2 separate regions of the Homo sapiens genome follow, and region 2 is linked to region 1. The links are chromatin loops, found by intact Hi-C in ENCODE. Cell type or tissue: dorsolateral prefrontal cortex. All regions are shown on one strand.

Region 1 (4,000 bases):
AGAAACCTCCAGCGCTTTGGGGCAATAAGGGTGTAGTGCTGTCAAGATGCTCATCAGAGCCTAGTAAGATCACCTAACTGCTAATAGCTGGTGGGAGCGGGAAGCCAGCGCCTCTGATGGAGCAGAAAGGCCCACGTGTGAGGAGGAGGCAGGAAGGGCTTCGCTTCCAGGAGGGCCAGGGCGGGAGGACTGGAGACTGTGTCCTCTGAGTCCCTGCTCAAGGACCGTGTGAGGAACTCCATAAAATTTTATGGAGTGAATGAACTCGCCGTGTTTGGCTCGAGCAAGTGACAGGCTTGCCAGCTCTGAAGGTCTGTTAAAAGGCAGATGGGAAGATCCGCCTCTATTCTGAGACAAACTTGCCTTGTGTGGTGCGAGGTGAGGTGTGGGGACCGGCAGCGGGCCTGCCGCGCTTCCCGGGCAGCGGAGCCGGACTGCGCACCCAGCGCCCCGCTCTGTGGTGTGGGGTGTGTGGTATCTGAGCCCGGGACGCGGCTCAGTGACTGTGATGGGGGCTGTTCAGCTGTTGTGGGACTGAGTTACACGCATCTCACTGGCAAAGCCACATCATCTCACCCCACAAAATACGGAATTTGGGGTGTCATGGGTCAAGAGGCTCTGCGCTGGACAGTGTGGGGTATGGTGGGTGTGTGTCCGTCTGGACGTGTGTCCCTCTGCCTGAAGGGATGCAGGGCCGTGAATGGACCCAGCAGCCCCCGCATCAGCCCTGCCCTCCCACAAGCAGCCGAGGAGGCTGGTCCTAAGCCGGCGTCTGCACAGCTCCCTGAGGGGGAACAAGGGGGAGGGTCTCAGAATGGGGCTGAATTTTTCTCCACATTCAGTCCCCGGCTGGACCTGCAGAAACCTAGGACGGCTTTGACCCTGGTTTACAGCTTTCGGGAACCCCAGGGAATGCTCTGGCCTCTAGGCTGGAACCCTGCCCCTCTGACCCCAGCCCTCCGGCCATTCCTACAGCGAAGGCCCAGGGATGTTAACCAGTGCAGAGGCCGGGAGCAGTCCCGGGAGGCGCCCCTGTTTAGATCTCATGGCTGGTCTCTGTCTCCACGTTCTCAGAGGCCTGGGAGGGGCAGGCTGAGGGCTCTGCCAGACCCTCCTGCCCAGAGCCCCTCCCCAGGGTCTGGCCCAGCGAGGGGATGGCATCACTCCCTGGGGTGGGTGCCGGGGATTACGGCAGGTTTGGGGAGGAGGCTGGTGGGGCCTGAGCACGGGCTGGTGTGGGGGCCAGGTGAAGGGTGCCCAGGTGTGTCAGGATGCGGCTGGGAGCTCACTCGGCTGGGGGGACGCCTCCCCAGCGCCCGGGTGGTGAAAGTGGGTTTCCCCCTCCAGCAAGTTCTTTCCTCAGCCCATAAAGCGGGAATCCTCCCATGTGGAAATATGGAGACAGGCCCCTCCCGCTGCCTGTTCTCCCCACGGCAGGTGAAGGGCCTCCTTGGAGGGCCTCTGCTTTCCAGTCTGTTAACACGAAGCCTGCCAGAAAGTCCCCAGGACCCCAACCCCCACTCCTTAGAGAAGCTGCTCTGGCCTGTCTTTGTCCCTCCCCGACACTGCCAACTCCAGGCCCCCGTTACCCCACTACTTATGGGCTTGGTCACCTGTCACCTCCCCCAGGAGGCTCCTTGGGCCCCAGGCTGCCCTCCAGCTGGGCCCAGCGGCTCTCCTGCCAGTCCCGCTGGCTGGGGACTGCACCTGCTCCCCAGGCGTGGCCTGGTGCCATCACCCGGACACCCAAGGACAGGTTTGGACTGCCCATCCTAGGCTCCCATCCAGGAGAGGGTTTGGCGGGGGCAGCCTGGACCTGCCCATTCCTTGCTGTCCTAGCTGCCCAGGACTGTCCCAGTTCTAGCCCCAGAAGCCCTCAGCCCCAGAAAACTAGGGGTGACTTAGGCTTGGCGGGGCGGGTCAGGATGTATCCCCACTAGGGAGACAGTCCGGCCCCCCAAGCCATGTGCAGAGAAGCCCAGGGCAGTGGGATGGAAGGAGGGGTTCGGGGAAGAATCCTGCTGGGGGGGGTGTCCAAAGGACAACCCGAAGGAGAGGTTCAAGGAAGTCCTGGCTGAGCAGAGATGCTGGCGGGCAGCGGGGGCAGTAGGGGAACCGGTGGATCGAGGGCTCTTCCTCTAGGACCTAGTGCTTCCAGGAGCATCTCAGGAGCTGAGGGGCATCTGAGGCCACAGACGGGAGGCTGCATGGGTGGCGGGGGAGGCGTCTGCAGCAGCAGGCGTGGGAGCCCCTGAAAGCTCTTGGCAGGGGAGGGACGGGCAGCTGGCATCCACGAAGCCCCCTGGGCTGTAGCCTGGAGCCCAGCCTGGAAGGGCAGCTGGGTGAGAGGAGGCTGGGCACACAGATGCACAGTATGGGCAAATGGCCAGGTGGGGCTGTGCCGCCCCGGACCGCAGGGTCCCACTTGGCTTCTGTCTGTCACAGTCACCGCCCCCACTTGGAGAGCGTTTGCTGATGGAGCTCAGCTCCAGAAAGTGCTGTTTAAAGATTGAAGAGCTCCAGGCAGGCGATTACAGAGCACGTGGGTTGACTCTCTCTGACCCACAGCTGGTGGAGGGAGGGGAGGAGCTGGGGGCGCCACAGCTGGATGTGCTCCTCCCCCACGAGAAGCGCCCAGGGCACGTGGAGCAGAGGGAGGTGCTGGCTCTCATTTTCCTCCTCACTGGAGCGAGGCGCTGGAAGGCCACTCCGAGGGTGGGGGCGGCACGCTGCCTGTTCCCCACTGGCTCTGCCCTTGGGGCACCTTAGCTTGGGTCCAGCCCACCTGCCCCAATACCCCTTGCCGGACCCTGCCCTGCTGCCTGCCCCTGCCTGAACCCCACCCCCCACCCAACAGTGCTTCCCGCCCAGTCTTTCCCAGTTGCAGGCTGAAGCCCCCCACTCCCTGGGCATCCCCTAGGAGCCCTCCCTAGCACCGCCTCCCACACCCATTTCCCAGATAAGATTCTACCGTTGAGAACATACCATGGGGGGGCCACCCAAGGCCCCTGAGCCACACGTCCAAAGCACAGACACCTTCGGAACAAAAGCCTCTTGGTGCAGGGGATGGCGGCGGCCGAAGTTCACCCTGCCCAGGGCAGGACACCCTGCAGCACCGGGAGGGTCTTGGTCTGTGTTTCCAGGACTGTGAGCGGGGCCTCTTTGGCCTAGTGGGGAAGAGGGCACGTATGGGGCCCACGACCTCTCCTGTGCCCAGGGGCTGTGGTCAGGGCACTCGTCCTGCAGCCACAGACAAGTAAGTGACCAGGACCTGCGGGGAAGATAGGAGATGAAGCCCCCCCGGACATCCCCGGCCCTCCCCAGGAACCAATTTACAGTTGCTGAGCTCTACTCTGGGCCAGGATGAATCAGGGACACGACCTGGGAAGGGGCGGAGAAGAGGACCTCACGCAGGTGCCAGGACTGGCCCTGCCCCCACTGCCCCAACCTTCATGATTCTGCCCCAGAGTCACCTGCCCTGGGCCTCAGTGTTCTCACCTGGCGGCAAGGATGTTCCTGAGCATTTATTTCTGAGTGGGTTTGTGTGTGAGGTCTCTGCATGGGGGCTCTGTGTGTTGGCACATGTGTTTCGGCTCAGAGTTTGGGTAGGGGGCTTCTGTATGCACATGTGGGTCTGTACACGTGTGCGTGTGTGTGAGTGCATGTATGTGTATGCACAGGCATGCATGGCCTGTGTGTACGTCAGAACGTGTGAGTGCACATGTATGCATCTGTGTGTGTTGCATGTGCGAACAAGTACACACGTTTGTGTGTGTGCACCTGCACGTGTGTCACTTGCGTGCCCTTGCCTGGGTGGGAGAAAGGACAAAGGCGAATGCTCTTGTCTCCTGCTGCTGGGTAACAGCTCACCACAAGGCAAGGCCTTGGACAGCACCACATTCGTCAACTCAGTTTCCCTGGGCTGGGGGCAGGCTTTGCTTAGCTGGACTCGCTGCCCCGTGTCTCACATCCGGGTGCTGGCTCCTGCATTATTCCAAGA
Region 2 (4,000 bases), 74 kb before region 1:
TTCAATCATTAGACAAGGAAGGTAGATATAACTATAATTAATATGCAAAGGGCTCTAATGGAAAAAGACAACAAGCAGAAACAGATGATTAACCTAAGTAGAGAGATGGAAACTCTTAGTAAGAATCAAAAAGATATACTAGAAATTTTAACAAACAAACAATTATGACAGAAATGATAAATGGCTCATCAGAGGACTGACACATCCAAAGTAAGCACCGGTGAATTTGAAGATAGGTCAATTAACACGTCCCAAACTATTCTCTGTGTCTCTTAATATCTCTTTTGTATTTTCTACCTCTTTTCTCTCTAAGACGCATTCTGTGTAATTTCTTCAGTTCTCTTGTCTAATTTAGTAAGTCTGTCTTTGACTGCATCTAATCTGCTACTGTTTATATCCCTCTTCCCTCTTTAGCATATTTGTTGAGTAAACAAACGAATGAATTGGTTGTACATCCCACCAACCCATTGGTTGTACAACTGCCACCAACTGAGTCCTAGGGGTTCTCTTCCCTAAAGGCAGGTTGTGGGTAGCACACAACCTCAGGCTCTGCTTACCTTGACTTGAAAACCTAGTGACAAGAATGTAAGTCTTGGCAGAGAGACAGTCTCTTTATTCACTTTTTAAAAAATTATTAATATATAATTAATATACCATGAAATGCACCATCAGTTTTCCTTTGCTGTGCAAGACATCACCGACAATCTAGCAGCTTACAGCAACCATTCATGTTGTGCACGGTTCTGTGGGTGGTTCTCCTCTGGTCTGGTCAACTGACCTCAGCTGGGCTCACTCATGCACCTATGGTCAGCTAGCAGGTCAGCTGCGAGCCAGAAGGTCCAGGGTGGCTTCACTCACACGCCTGGTAGCCAGCAGACTGTTGGCTGAGGTGATAGGGCTTCTGGGCAACGTGTCTCTCATCATCCAGCAGGCTGGTCCTGTCTCCTCCATATGTGTTCACAGGGGTCTGAGAGCAGAAAGAAGTCAGGCCCCATCATGCCTATGTCACATTTGCTATTGTCTCATTGGATAAGCCAAGTCATGTGGCCAATCTCAGATTCTGTATGGGAAGGGACTGCATAGGGATATGATGCAGAAAGATGTGTGACTGCAGTGGTCTACCCAGATGTTAACTGTTCTATGGCCCCGGTCCTGCTTTCTCTGCTAATGGTCCCTACTCTGTTATCTATTGGTGTGAACAAATGACTCCAAAACTTAGTGGCTTAAAACAGCTATTTTATTTTGATGGGCCAAGAATTTGGAAAAGGCTTGGCTGAGTGATTCATCTCTCATTCAGTTGGTGTCAGCGGGGGTGACTGAGGCTGGAGACTCTACTTCCGAAATGCCTTCTTCACTCCCATGTTTGGAGCCCCAGTGCCTCTGTTTCTCTCTCTCCTCCACACACTGTCTCATCCCCCAGGGCCTCTCTGCATGGCTTGGGCTTCTTACAGCAGGTACATCTCAGGTTGGCTGAATTTACATGACTGCTGGTCTCCTGGAGCAAGCATTCCAGTGAGTGAGGCAGAAGCTGCCAGACTTCACAGGACTTAGTCTAGAGGTCCTGGCATGTCATGCCTGCTGCATTCTGTAGGTCAAGCAAGTCACTAAGACCAGGGCAGATCCAAGGTAGCAGCAGATTCGACTTCATTTCTCAATGAGAACAAAGAATTTCTATCCATCTTTAATCTACCACAGTCTGCCCTGTGGCTACAACTGTTGATACTCCTTTCAAATGCAACACACACTGAATCTCACTGAAGGCCCTCGCAACGTGCACCCAGCCCCACTGGAGACCCCCGTTTGTCTCATCTGTTTGGCTTTGGCTGGAGGTCCAGGACCCTCTGGGCTAATGAACTCCAGTGCACATGGGGTCCTGGGTCCTCCAACACAGTTGTTCTGATCTGAAGAACTGCAACCCAGATACGAGCCATGGGGCCCTTCCACCCACCTAGATTCTGGTGGTGAGACTCTGGGGACCACCAGAATGAACACCCATTCAACAGAGCAGAAAGCAGGAGTACATCACAGTCATTCCATGGCGATCCTGAAATCCACCCTGGCATGTTGCCAGCTCCTGCGCCCTGATGTGATGCAGAAGGAGTGTGACTGCAATGACCCACCCAGATGTCAACTGTTCTGGGGGCCCCTGGGTGAAGAAGATTGTGCCTTCTGGGCTCCTGGCATCATCCTCTGAGTCACTCTTTCTCTTCCATATGAGCTGTCCCTGTTCACAGGTAGGTCCTCAGCTCGGCCTTCCTCCTACCTTAGGAAGATAGAGAACACCACTGGTACAATTTTGTTAAAAGGTTTGAGAGGTTCTTCCAGACCAACTAAAAATCAGCTGGATTGGATCAAAGCTGCCCTGGCATTGCCTGCTGAGGCTGGCCTATCTTCACCCTGGGCAGCCGGCTATGGAACAGCACCCAAACATGCCTGGAAGCCTCATTGACTGGCTGGGAGCATCGGTGGGGCACCCCCTGAAGATGTTTAAAGGCTCTTTTGTTTAGCTGAGAGGGCAGTGAGCCACCCCCTTCCTTCTCTCTGAGGTCTGGACAAGAGCGCTTCCAGCTGCGCTGGCTTGCAGCCACACATTTCTGCCCCGAGATCATTGTTTGTACTGAGAATCTTCGTTGGGAGAGCTTGAGGGTGACACAGTTTTGTTTTTGAACTGAGCAAGTCCTGGGTCTTTTATGTTCACTCTAACTTCTGCTAAGAATTTAACTGTTCCTTAAGCTGACCCCCTCTCTCTTTGTATTTTATCACAGGCAAAGCTGGCTGCCTGGAAGGGTCCCCTGTCAGATCCACCGGTGGGTGAGCTGCCCTTTCTCTTTTGCAGGTCAAACTTTCCATTACTGTCACCATGTAACAGGGGCCCTTTCCTCCAGCCTCCAGTAATGTCCTCGCCACCCTCACCCTTAGAGCCCTCACCAATGATTCCCCATGCTGCCTCCCATCATCTTGTCCCCAAACCAATGACCCATGGTGAACTTTTCCTTATTAACATTTTTAAAATAAAATTGTATGTATTTAAGATATACAACATTTGAACATACACATAGTGAAATGACTACTATATATTTCATTGTATATATTTAAGATATACAACATTTGAACATACACATAGTGAAATGATTACTATAGTCAAGCCAATTAACAGAGTCATCACTCCACAAAGTTACCTTTTTTAAATGAGAGCACCTGAAATCTATTCTCAGCAAATTTCCAGCATATAATATAGTACTGACTACAGTCCTCATGCTGTACATTAGAGCTCTAGACTAATTCATCCCACATAACTGCAATTTTATACCCTTTGATCAACATCCCCCCATACCCACTCCTGCCCCTGGTAACCACCGTTTCTCTTTCTGATTCTATGTATTCACCTTTTAAAGATTCTACAAATACATGCAGTATTTTTCTTTCTGTGTCTGGATCATTTCACTTGGTATGATGTCTTCTGGATTCATCCATGTTGTTGCAAATGGCAGTATCTTTTCCTTTTTTATGGCTGAATAGTACTCCATTGTGTATATGGACCTCATTTTCTTTACCCATTCATCCACTGATGGACACTTAGGTTGACTCCATTTCTTGGCTGTTGTGAATGGTGTTGCAATAAGCATGGGGGTGCAGATATCCCTTTGATATGCTGATATCATTTCCTTTGGCTACATACCCAGCTGTGAGATTACTGGGTCATACAGTAGTTCTAGTTTTAGCTTTCTGAGGAAGCTTCATACTGTTTGCCACGATGGCAGTACTTATTCCCACCAGCAGCATGCAAGGTTGCAAGGTTTCCTTTTCTCCACAACCTCAACACTGCTATTTTTTGTCTTTTTGACAACAGCCATTCTAACAGGTGTGAGGCGGTATCCCATTGTGGTTTTAAATGTGTCAGGTTGGTGCAAAAGTAATTACGGTTTTCCATTACTTTCCATTGCAAAATCTGCAATTACTTTTGCACCAACATAACACATTTCTCTGATGATTAGCGATG

What was found. Peaks named below come from ENCODE experiments on the same cell type or tissue, not always from the same donor. Only the 100,000 strongest peaks of a DNase experiment are listed, where the experiment ranks them.
Region 2: it touches region 1 in a loop (8-fold over the local background); 1 of 110 quality-filtered maps calls a loop at or near these places.

The regions. Positions count from the first base shown.
Region 1 is chr14:104,422,294-104,426,293 of GRCh38, forward strand. No RefSeq gene overlaps it. Among named protein-coding and RNA genes, the nearest start is that of C14orf180, 160 kb to the right of the region's middle. RefSeq lists enhancers at 2,571-3,190, 3,191-3,810. In dorsolateral prefrontal cortex, no CTCF peak of the experiment used is centred here; a DNase peak (open chromatin) is centred at 2,498; H3K4me3 peaks cover 537 bases; H3K27ac peaks cover 468 bases.
Region 2 is chr14:104,348,119-104,352,118 of GRCh38, forward strand. No RefSeq gene overlaps it. Among named protein-coding and RNA genes, the nearest start is that of LINC02691, 130 kb to the left of the region's middle. In dorsolateral prefrontal cortex, a CTCF peak has its summit at 2,491; DNase peaks (open chromatin) are centred at 2,063 and 2,523; H3K27ac peaks cover 973 bases.